Regions from separate parts of the Homo sapiens genome. Here region 2 is linked to region 1. Evidence: read pairs that join two places in POLR2A ChIA-PET (ENCODE). Cell type or tissue: OCI-LY7. All regions are shown on one strand. Each heading gives the region's core, and the rest is flanking DNA. Links, peaks and the distances in the headings are about the cores only.

Evidence for each region. Peaks named below come from ENCODE experiments on the same cell type or tissue, not always from the same donor. Only the 100,000 strongest peaks of a DNase experiment are listed, where the experiment ranks them.
Region 2: POLR2A ChIA-PET joins it to region 1 with 22 read pairs; 6 of 35 experiments call an interaction of 5 or more read pairs at or near these places.

The regions. Positions count from the first base shown.
Region 1 is chr22:31,740,711-31,745,101 of GRCh38, reverse strand. The region is part of intron 1 of PRR14L (proline rich 14 like); the gene reads left to right. Among named protein-coding and RNA genes, the nearest start is that of PRR14L, 7.2 kb to the left of the region's middle. In OCI-LY7, for the core only: no CTCF peak of the experiment used is centred there; no DNase peak of the experiment used is centred there.
Region 2 is chr22:31,844,316-31,848,706 of GRCh38, reverse strand. It overlaps DEPDC5 (DEP domain containing 5, GATOR1 subcomplex subunit), which reads right to left. Exons shown (of 43, transcript NM_001242896.3): 30 at 3,470-3,689; 31 at 1,740-1,873. Among named protein-coding and RNA genes, the nearest start is that of DEPDC5, 92 kb to the right of the region's middle. In OCI-LY7, for the core only: a CTCF peak has its summit at 1,804; a DNase peak (open chromatin) is centred at 1,796; H3K4me3 peaks cover 215 bases; H3K27ac peaks cover 805 bases.

The sequences.
Region 1 (4,391 bases), core at 108-4,107:
CCGGCCATGTTTAACCTGCCACTCTAGGCTTGCATTTAATATCACCTCACCTCTTAGGGTTCCAGCTGTTCTTGGTAACGTATCTGCAATTCTGTTCAGAAATTTGAGGACCCAGAATTAGTCCAGGAGAAAAAGGAGGGGGTGTCTGTTTTGGTTCTCTAGCCAATGTGCCTAGTTGTTTTACAGGTTGAAATTCTTAGAATTTGGTCCAAACAAGAGTATCAAGAGGTGAACCATTTTATGTGATTATCAGTATTCACTGTTTATGATAAAGATCTGTTTAGTAAACCTGTATTTGTGTATGACCGTATGTGGAGCAACATTTGGAACAAATGTTGAGCTAGAACTGTGGGGATGGAAATGAATATGATTTACTAGAAACACTGCAGGGAGTTGAGTCCACAGGCTGCAAGTGCTGATTGAATGGTGAGGGGAAGTCAGATATGGTTATGGCTGGGGATTCAAATCTAAGCTCTAGAATATTGATGGTGCCTTTTCTGAGAAGCAACAGGATTAAGAATCAGCATGTGGCTAGTCACAGTGGCTCACGCTTGTAATTCCAGCACTTTTGGGAGGCTGAGGTGGGAGGATTGCTTGAACCCAGGAGTTTGAGACCAGCCTGGGCAACATAACAAGACATACAAAATTATCTACAAAAATAAAAAAGTAGGCCGGGCATAGTGGCTCACGCCTGTAATCCCAGCACTTTGGGAGACCAAGGCGGACTGATCACCTGAGGTTGGGAGTTTGAGATCAGCCTGACCAACATAGAGAAACCCCATCTCTATTAAAAAATACAAAATTAGCTGGGTGTGGTGGCAAATGCCTGTAATCCCAGCTACTCAGGAGGCTGGGGCGGGAGAATCTCTTGAACCTGGGAGGTGGAGATTGTGGTGAGCTAAGATCGCACTGTTGCACTCCAGCCTGGGCAACAAGAGCGAAACTCCATCCCAAAAAAAAAAAAAAAATTAACCAGGCATGCTGAGGCAGAAGGAGTTCAAGGTTATAGTGAGCTATGATCGCACCACCACACTCCAGCCTGGGCGACACAGCAAGACCCTGTCTTTTTTTTTTTTTTTTTAATGAATGAGCATGTAAGTTTGCTGAGGGCGTCTTATTTATACCTGTTTCTCAAAGCTGTTTGCGTGTAGAAAGACTCAAAGACTCAGTTATTCAATAGATTGAATGAATTCTGTTTTAAACTTGGTAAGTTTTGGGGGTGCCATTCTTGCAAGTGAAATGTAGGTTAGGAATTGAAAGAAAGGTTGGGGTCAAGGTCAGGTTCTTTTTTTTTTTTTTCGAGGCAGGGTCTCACTGTGTCACCCAGTCTGGAGTGCAGTGGCCCCATCTCAGGTCACTGCAGCCTCCGCCTTCCAGGTTCAAGCGATTCTCCTGCCTCAGCCTCCCAAGTAGCTGGGATTACAGGCGTTCGCCAACATGCCCAGCTAATTTTTTGGATTTTTAGTAGAGACAGGGTTTCACCATGTTGGCCATTCTGGTCTGGAACTCCTGACCTCAAGTGATCCACCCACCTTGGCCTCCCAAAGTGCTGAGATTACAGGCTTGAGCCACCGCTCCCGGCCAGGTTCTTTTTTAAAAGAAATCATTTTTTTAAGATTTAATTCATATGCCATACAATTGACTGATTTAAATTGTACCAGTCAGTGGTTTTTGGTATAGTCACAGAGTTCTACAGCCATCACCATAATTGACTTTAGAACATTTTTATTACTCAAGAAAGAAACTCTGTGTCCCTCAGCTGTCACTCCCAATTTCTCCAAGAATCCCAGCCTTTTTTTTGGACAGACTTTCGGTTTTGTCTCCCAGTCTGGAGTGCAGTGGCGCAATCTCGGCTCACTGCACCCTCTGCCTCCCAGGTTCAAGTGATTCTCCTGCCTCAGCCTCCAGAGCAGCTGGGACTACAGGCGCGTGCCACCATGCCCAGCTGATTTTTTGTATTTTTAGTAGAGACGGGGTGTCACCGTGTTACCCAGGATGGTCTCGAACTCCTGACCTCATGATCCTCCCACCTTGGCCTCCCATGGGCGTGATCCTCCCCTCTTAGTAGCTGGGTTCATAGTAAGATTTGCCTAGTCTAGACATTCCTATACAGGGGATCTTGTAATATGTGATCTCTGTGACTGGCTTCTTTCACTTAGCATAATGTCTTCAAGGTTCATTCATGTTGTAACGTGTTATTTCTCCATTCCTTTTTATGGCTGAATAATATTCCATTGTAGGGCTATACCACATTTTGTTTATCCATTCATCAGTTGATGGATATTTGGATTGCTTATACTTTTTGACTATTGTGAGTAGTGCTGCTAAAGACATTTGTGTACAAATTTTTATGTGGACATATGTTTTGTGCATGTATGCATATGAGGGGAATTGCTGAATCCTATGGTAACTCTGTGCTTAAAGGAAGAGTTTTAGGCCAGGTGCAGTGGCTCACACCCTTAATCCCAGCACTTTGGGAGGCCGAGGCGGGCGGATTACTTGAGGTCAGGAGTTCGAGACCAGCCTGGCCAACATGGTGAAACCCCGTCTCTACTAAAAATACAAAAATTAGCCACGCGTGATGGCATGTGCCTGTAATCCCAGCTACTCAGGAGACTGAGGCAGGATAATCCTTGAACCTGGGAGGCAGAGATTGCAGTGAGCTGAGATGGCACCACTGCACTTCATCCAGCCTGGGCGACAGAGCAAGACTCCATCTCAAAAAAAAAAAAAAGGAAGAGTTTTGAGTCATCCTCATTACAGAGGCTGCAGAAAAAGATGACGTTATCAAGAAAGTGAAGCCTAAAAAGAGAGTAGTCAAGGATTAAGTTTTAAGAACACCCATATCTCTGTGGTAGGCAGGATCAGATGCATAAGGTGGCAGAGACCCAAGGAGCCCATCTCCTTCGAAAAATCTGCTCTTTTACAATATCCTTTCCTGCATTTACTCTTCAAATCTGTATGTGCTGTGACAGGTGAAAACTGGACTGTGTATGTTGTTGGGAAAGGAAAACTGAACCAAATTAAAATTGAGCACTTCCTACTTATTTTTGGCATCAAATAGCAACTCCACGTTATCTCTACTAACCTCCCCCATCCCCCACCTTACACATACATAAATGGCCTAAAATCTGAAGTGCCCCTAGAAAGATGTTTCTGTATCTGGAAATAAAGGAGAAAGGGGAAGATTCTAGATCTAAAAGGGATACATTTCTCTCAGCACTGTTTTTGAGACGGAGTCTCACTCTGTCACCCAGGCTGGAGTGCAGTAGCGTGATCTTGGCTCACTGCAACCTCCGCCTCCCAGGTTCAAGCAATTCTTCTGCCTCAGCCTCCTAAGTAGCTGGGACTACAGGTGCCTGCCATCATGCCCAGCTAATTTTTATATTTTTAGTAGAGACAGGGTTTCACCATATCGGCCAGGTTGGTCTCTAACTCCTGACCTCAGGTGATCTGCCTGCCTGGGCCTCCCAAAGTGCTGGGATTATAGGCATGAGCCACCGCACCCAGCCTTACAGCACTGTTTATGAAAGCTTTTCACATCCAGAATCTCATTTGATTCTCGCTCTTCCCCTGTACACACAGTTTATCTCTTGGTAATGTTTTGTTTTGTTTTATTGCTTGTTCTTTTTTTTCTTTGAGATGGGAGTCTTGCTTTGTTGCCCAGGCTGGAGTGCAGTAGCAAGATCTCGGCTCACTGCAACCTCTGCCTCCCAGGTTCAAGCGATTCTTGTGCCTCAGCCTCCCGAGTAGCTGGGATTACAGGAGCCTGCCACCACGCCTGGCTAATTTTGGTATTTTTAGTGGAGACTGGATTTCACAATTTTTTTTTTTTTTTTTTTTTTTTTTGAGACAGAGCCTCGCTCTGTCACTCAGGCTGGAGTGCAGTGGCGCAATCTCGGCTCACTGCAAGCTCCGCCTCCCGGGTTCACACCATTCTCCTGCCTCAGCCTCCTGAGTAGCTGGGACCACAGGCGCGCGCCATCATGCCTGGCTAATTTTTTGTATTTTTAGTAGAGATAGGGTTTCACCGTGTTAGCCAGGATGGTCTTGATCTCCTGACCTCGTGATCCGCCCCTCTCGGCCTCCCAAAGTGCTGGGATTACAGGCGTGAGCCACCATGCCCCGCCTTGGATTTCACCATATTGACTAGGCTGTTCTCGAACTCCTGACCTCAAGTGATCCACCTGCCTCAGCCTCCCAAACTGCTGGGATTACAGGTGTGAGCCACTGCGCCCAGCCTAATCTTTTGGATTTAATTTTTTTAATTCGCCTTTCTGTGTTACCTAAACATCATGGAACAGCAATCTAATTTCTTATCACTTCTGATATTTAAGTTAGTATTATAACGTTACGCTCTTTTACCTTTGGGAAGGTTCGTTAAAATTCAT
Region 2 (4,391 bases), core at 131-4,130, 100 kb before region 1:
TAATCACCAAGACAATGGGGAAAATGTCTCCAGGGCATGTCAGAGACCTTCATGCAGCCCCTCCCACTACAGGGCTGGAGGCCTAGAAGGAAAAATTGGTTTCCTGGGCCTGGCCTCCTGCTGTGTGCTGCCTAGGGACTCCGTGCACTGCATCCCAACCACTCCAGCCATGGCTAAAAGGGGCCAATGTACAGCTCAGGCATGGCTTCAGAAGGTGTAAGCCCCAAGCCTTGGCAACTTCTATGTGGTGTTGAGCCTGCAGGTACACAGAAGTCAAGAACTGAGGTTTGGGAATCTCTGCCTAGATTTCAGGGGAGGCAGAAGTTTGCTTCAGGGGCAGGGCCCTCATGGAGAACCTCTGCTAGGGCAGTGCGGAAGGAAAAAGTCTCCACTGGGGCACTGCCTAGTGGAGCTGTGAGAAGAGGGCCACCATCCACCAGACCCCAGAATGGCAGATCCACCGACGGCTTGCATCATGCATCTGGAAAAGTGGCAGACACTCAACACCAGGCCGTAAAAGCAGCCCGAAGTGGGGTGGTACCCTGCAGAGCCACAGGGCTGGAGCTACCCAAGGGCCTGGGAGCCTACCTCTTGTATCAGCATGCCCTGAATGTGAGACTTGGAATCAAAGGAGATCATTTTGGAACTTTAAAGTTTAATGGTTGCCCTATTGGATTTCAGACTTGCATGGGGCCTGTAGCCCCTTTGTTTTGGCCAATTTCTCCCATTTGGAATGGGTGTATTTACTCAATGCCCATACCCCATTGTATCAAGGAAGTAACTAACTTGCTTTTGACTTTACAAGCTCATAGGCAAAAGGGATTTGCCTTGTCTCAGATGAGACATTGGACTTGAGTTAATGCTGGAATGAATTAAGACTTTGGGGGACTGTTGAGAAGGCATGACTGTGTTTTGAAATGCAAGGACATGAGAACTGGGAGGGGCCAGGGGTGAAATGATATGGTTTGGCTGTGTCCCCACCCAAATCTTATCTTGAGTTATGGTTCCCATAATCCCCACGTGTCATGGGATGGTCCAGGTGGGAGGTAAATTAATCATGGGGGCAGTTACCTCCAGGCTGTTCTCATGATAGTGAGTTCTCACGAGATGTGATGGTTTTATAAGGGGCTTTTCCCCTACCTTCACTCTGCACTTTTTGCTGCTGCCATGTGAAGAAGGATGTGTTTGCTTCCCTTTCTGCCATGATTGTAAGTTTCCTGAGGCCTCCCCAGCCCTGCAGAACTGTGAGTTGATTAAACTTCTTTCCTTCATAAATTACTCAGTCCCAGGTATGTCTTTATTAGCAGTGTGAGAATGGACTAATATACCTGGCTTTTTTTTTTTTTTCCCCAGTAAAGATGGGGTTTTGCCATGTTGGCCAGGCTGGTCTCAAACTCCTGGCCTCAAGTGATCTGCCCACCTTGGCCTTCCAAAGTGGTGGGATTATAGGCCTGAGCCACCACACCTGGCCCCGGCTCAAATATGTTGAAATACTTTGTGGGCTAAATTAAATGAGTCTGTAATTAAAATTAAGTCCCAATCTAAAAGTTTATAACTTCTGGCCTATTTCATGTTATCCAACACCTACCAGGTATTAGCCTTCCTTTTCACATAAATGCCTTCTCCCTAATTACAAGCTCCTTGTAAAGGAAATATTTCACCCCCTCAAGGGAACAGGGCACTGAAAACCCTCAGGGCTGTCAAGGTGGGGACAAGTCAGTCTTCCACCAAGCACTTACTTCTGACTGGCCTCCATCTCCAACAGGGCAGAGAGAGCTGAGGTTCCCTTCTTCCCCACTGGGGGTGCAGTTGACTCCAGAGAATGCGTGGAAATGGGCCCAGTCATCTGCAAGCCTTTCATGGCGGTCCCTTTCTAAAGCAGAGAAGAGGAGACAAGGCCATCAGCCAAGTGGGCTCTCAGTGGAAGCCACTCATGCCCCAGGGCATGCTGCAGCATTCCCAGGCCCCGGGAATCCCATGGACAGGGTCAAGGAACACAGGTTCTCAGTGTTCAGTAAGTGACAGAAAACCGCCTTTCATTCAAATGCCTGGTCAGCTAAAAATAAACTGCCCCTTTATTTGCACATCCTCATTTCACCCTCACCACAGATCTATGATGTAAATAATGTTAGCCCTATTTTACAGAAGAAGAAACTGAAGCTCAGAGAGGTTAAGGAACTTATCCCACATCCTACTGGAGCTGGAATCCAAACTCCAGTGACCTCACTTCAAAACCAAAGTTCTTCCCACTATCCAAGCTCTCCCAGACACGTTTCTAATCGTAAGTGATGTTGTGTACATAAGGCAGCTGGTGTGAGAGGAAGAATACTGAACTTGAGGTTAAAAACAAAAAAAACATGGCTGATGATGGAACATTCCCTGGTGATTAAAAAGAGTGAACTACTTACACACACAACTTGGATGAATCAGAAGGCATTATGCTAAGTGAAAGAAGGCAGCCTCAAAAGGTCACATATTATGTGATTCTCTTTTCTGTGATGTTTGGAAAAGACAAAAGTACAGTGATAAGGAACACACCAGTGGTTGCCAGGGATTAGAGATGGGGGAGAACATGACTATCAAGACTAGCATAAGTCCAGGCATGGTGGCTCATGCCTGTAATCCCAGCACTTTAGTCCAGGAATTTGAAAACAACCTGGGCAAAATGGGGAAACTCCATCTCTACAAAAAATACAAAAAATTAGCTGGACATGATGCACACCTTTAGTCCCAGCTACTTGGAAGCCTAAGGTGGGAGGTCAAGGCTGCAGTGAGCCATGATCATGCCACCACACTCCTGCTTGGGCAACAAAGTGAGACCTTGTCTCGAAAAAAAAAAAAAAGACTAGCATGAGAGAATTTTTTTGAAGTGATGGTGATGGTTGCATGAATCTATATATTTGTTAAAATTCACAGACCTGTGTACACACACACACACATACACACACACACACACACGTCAATTATACTATATGTTTAAAAAAAATGCTGAATCCCAGTTCTGCCCCTTATAGCTGGCATATTCCATAACCCCCAGAAGCCTGAGTCTCCGCACTGGGTGGTGTGTGACTGAAATAAGGCACAGGGTGCTGGGAACTCTGGAGCAAGAAGAGTGAGGAAGGACTGCTGCTGTTCACCTCCTGAGAGTTTCTACTCAGAGGTTCAGCACCCAGTCACACAAGCAGCTGTGCTCAACATAGGGTCCCACTTGGGGAGCACCTCAAGGCACCATGTCCTCAGGTGGAAGGGAATGGCTCTATGCCACAGAACACCACCCAGTCACTGCCTGCACTCTATCCCTTCCTCCTTTACCCCGCGGTGGAGGAGAAAACACTGTTTTGGATTTAAGGTAAACACTGGGCAGCTGAGGAGTAAATAAGTAGGCTGATGATGAGAGGCCCCTAATAGAGGAGGTGGCAGGCCCTGCATCTCACACCAGGCGCACTCCCTGAGTCTAAGGAGCCCTTACCCGCATCATGCGATCCGAGCGATGCCGCCTGCGAATGCGATTCAAGCCCTCCACAAAGCGGACAAAACCATCCAGGAGTTGCCACTCGTCCTCGTCTGCACGGGGCCTGTCCCCATAGATGTCGCAGTGGGCCTCCCCCTCCGTGATGCGCTTGGTGGCGGTGACACAGGCTGGCAGCAGCAGGAAGCGGGTCCTCCAGAACTTCAGGGACTCAATTAAGCTAAGGGGGCAAGGAAAACACAGGGTGGTGGTGAGAGAAAGGAGATAATGAAAGCACTCTCAGTAAACTCTCTGTGGAGTTGGTGTGTGAAGGTCCATCTCCCCATGAGTATGTGCTCATTTGATGCTACAGCTCATGGCTTTGTTGAAAATACAAGTTCTGAGAATGGGCATGGTGGCTCACACCTATAATCCCAGCACTTTGGGAGGCCGAGGCAGGAGGATTGCTTGAACTCAGGAGTTGAGACCAGCTTGGGGAACATGGCGAGACCCCATCTCCACCTTGTCTCAAAAAAAAAAAAAAAAAAAAAAAAAAGAGCTCTGAAGGAAGACCACAAAGGCAGTTTTTGCTTTGATTCCAGAGATATCAGAATGCTTCTGCACACCCAGGCCCAGTGAATTTGTGGCTATCATCACAATCACAAATCATGCATAGAAATCAAAAATTAAAAATCAGGCGTCACAAAGCTACCAGCCAACTAGTGGAGAGAACGTTAAGAAGGCAATCTGCACTGCCACTTGCATCAAGGGCACGTCATCCCTGAGCTTCATGGGGTTTGTTTTTTCAACTGTGGCAAAATACACATAACAAAAAATTTATCACATTAACCTATTTTATTTTTTTGAGACAAGGTCTTGCTGTGTTGCCCAGGCTAGGGTGCAGTGGCACTATCAAGGCTCACTGTAGCCACGACCTCCTGGG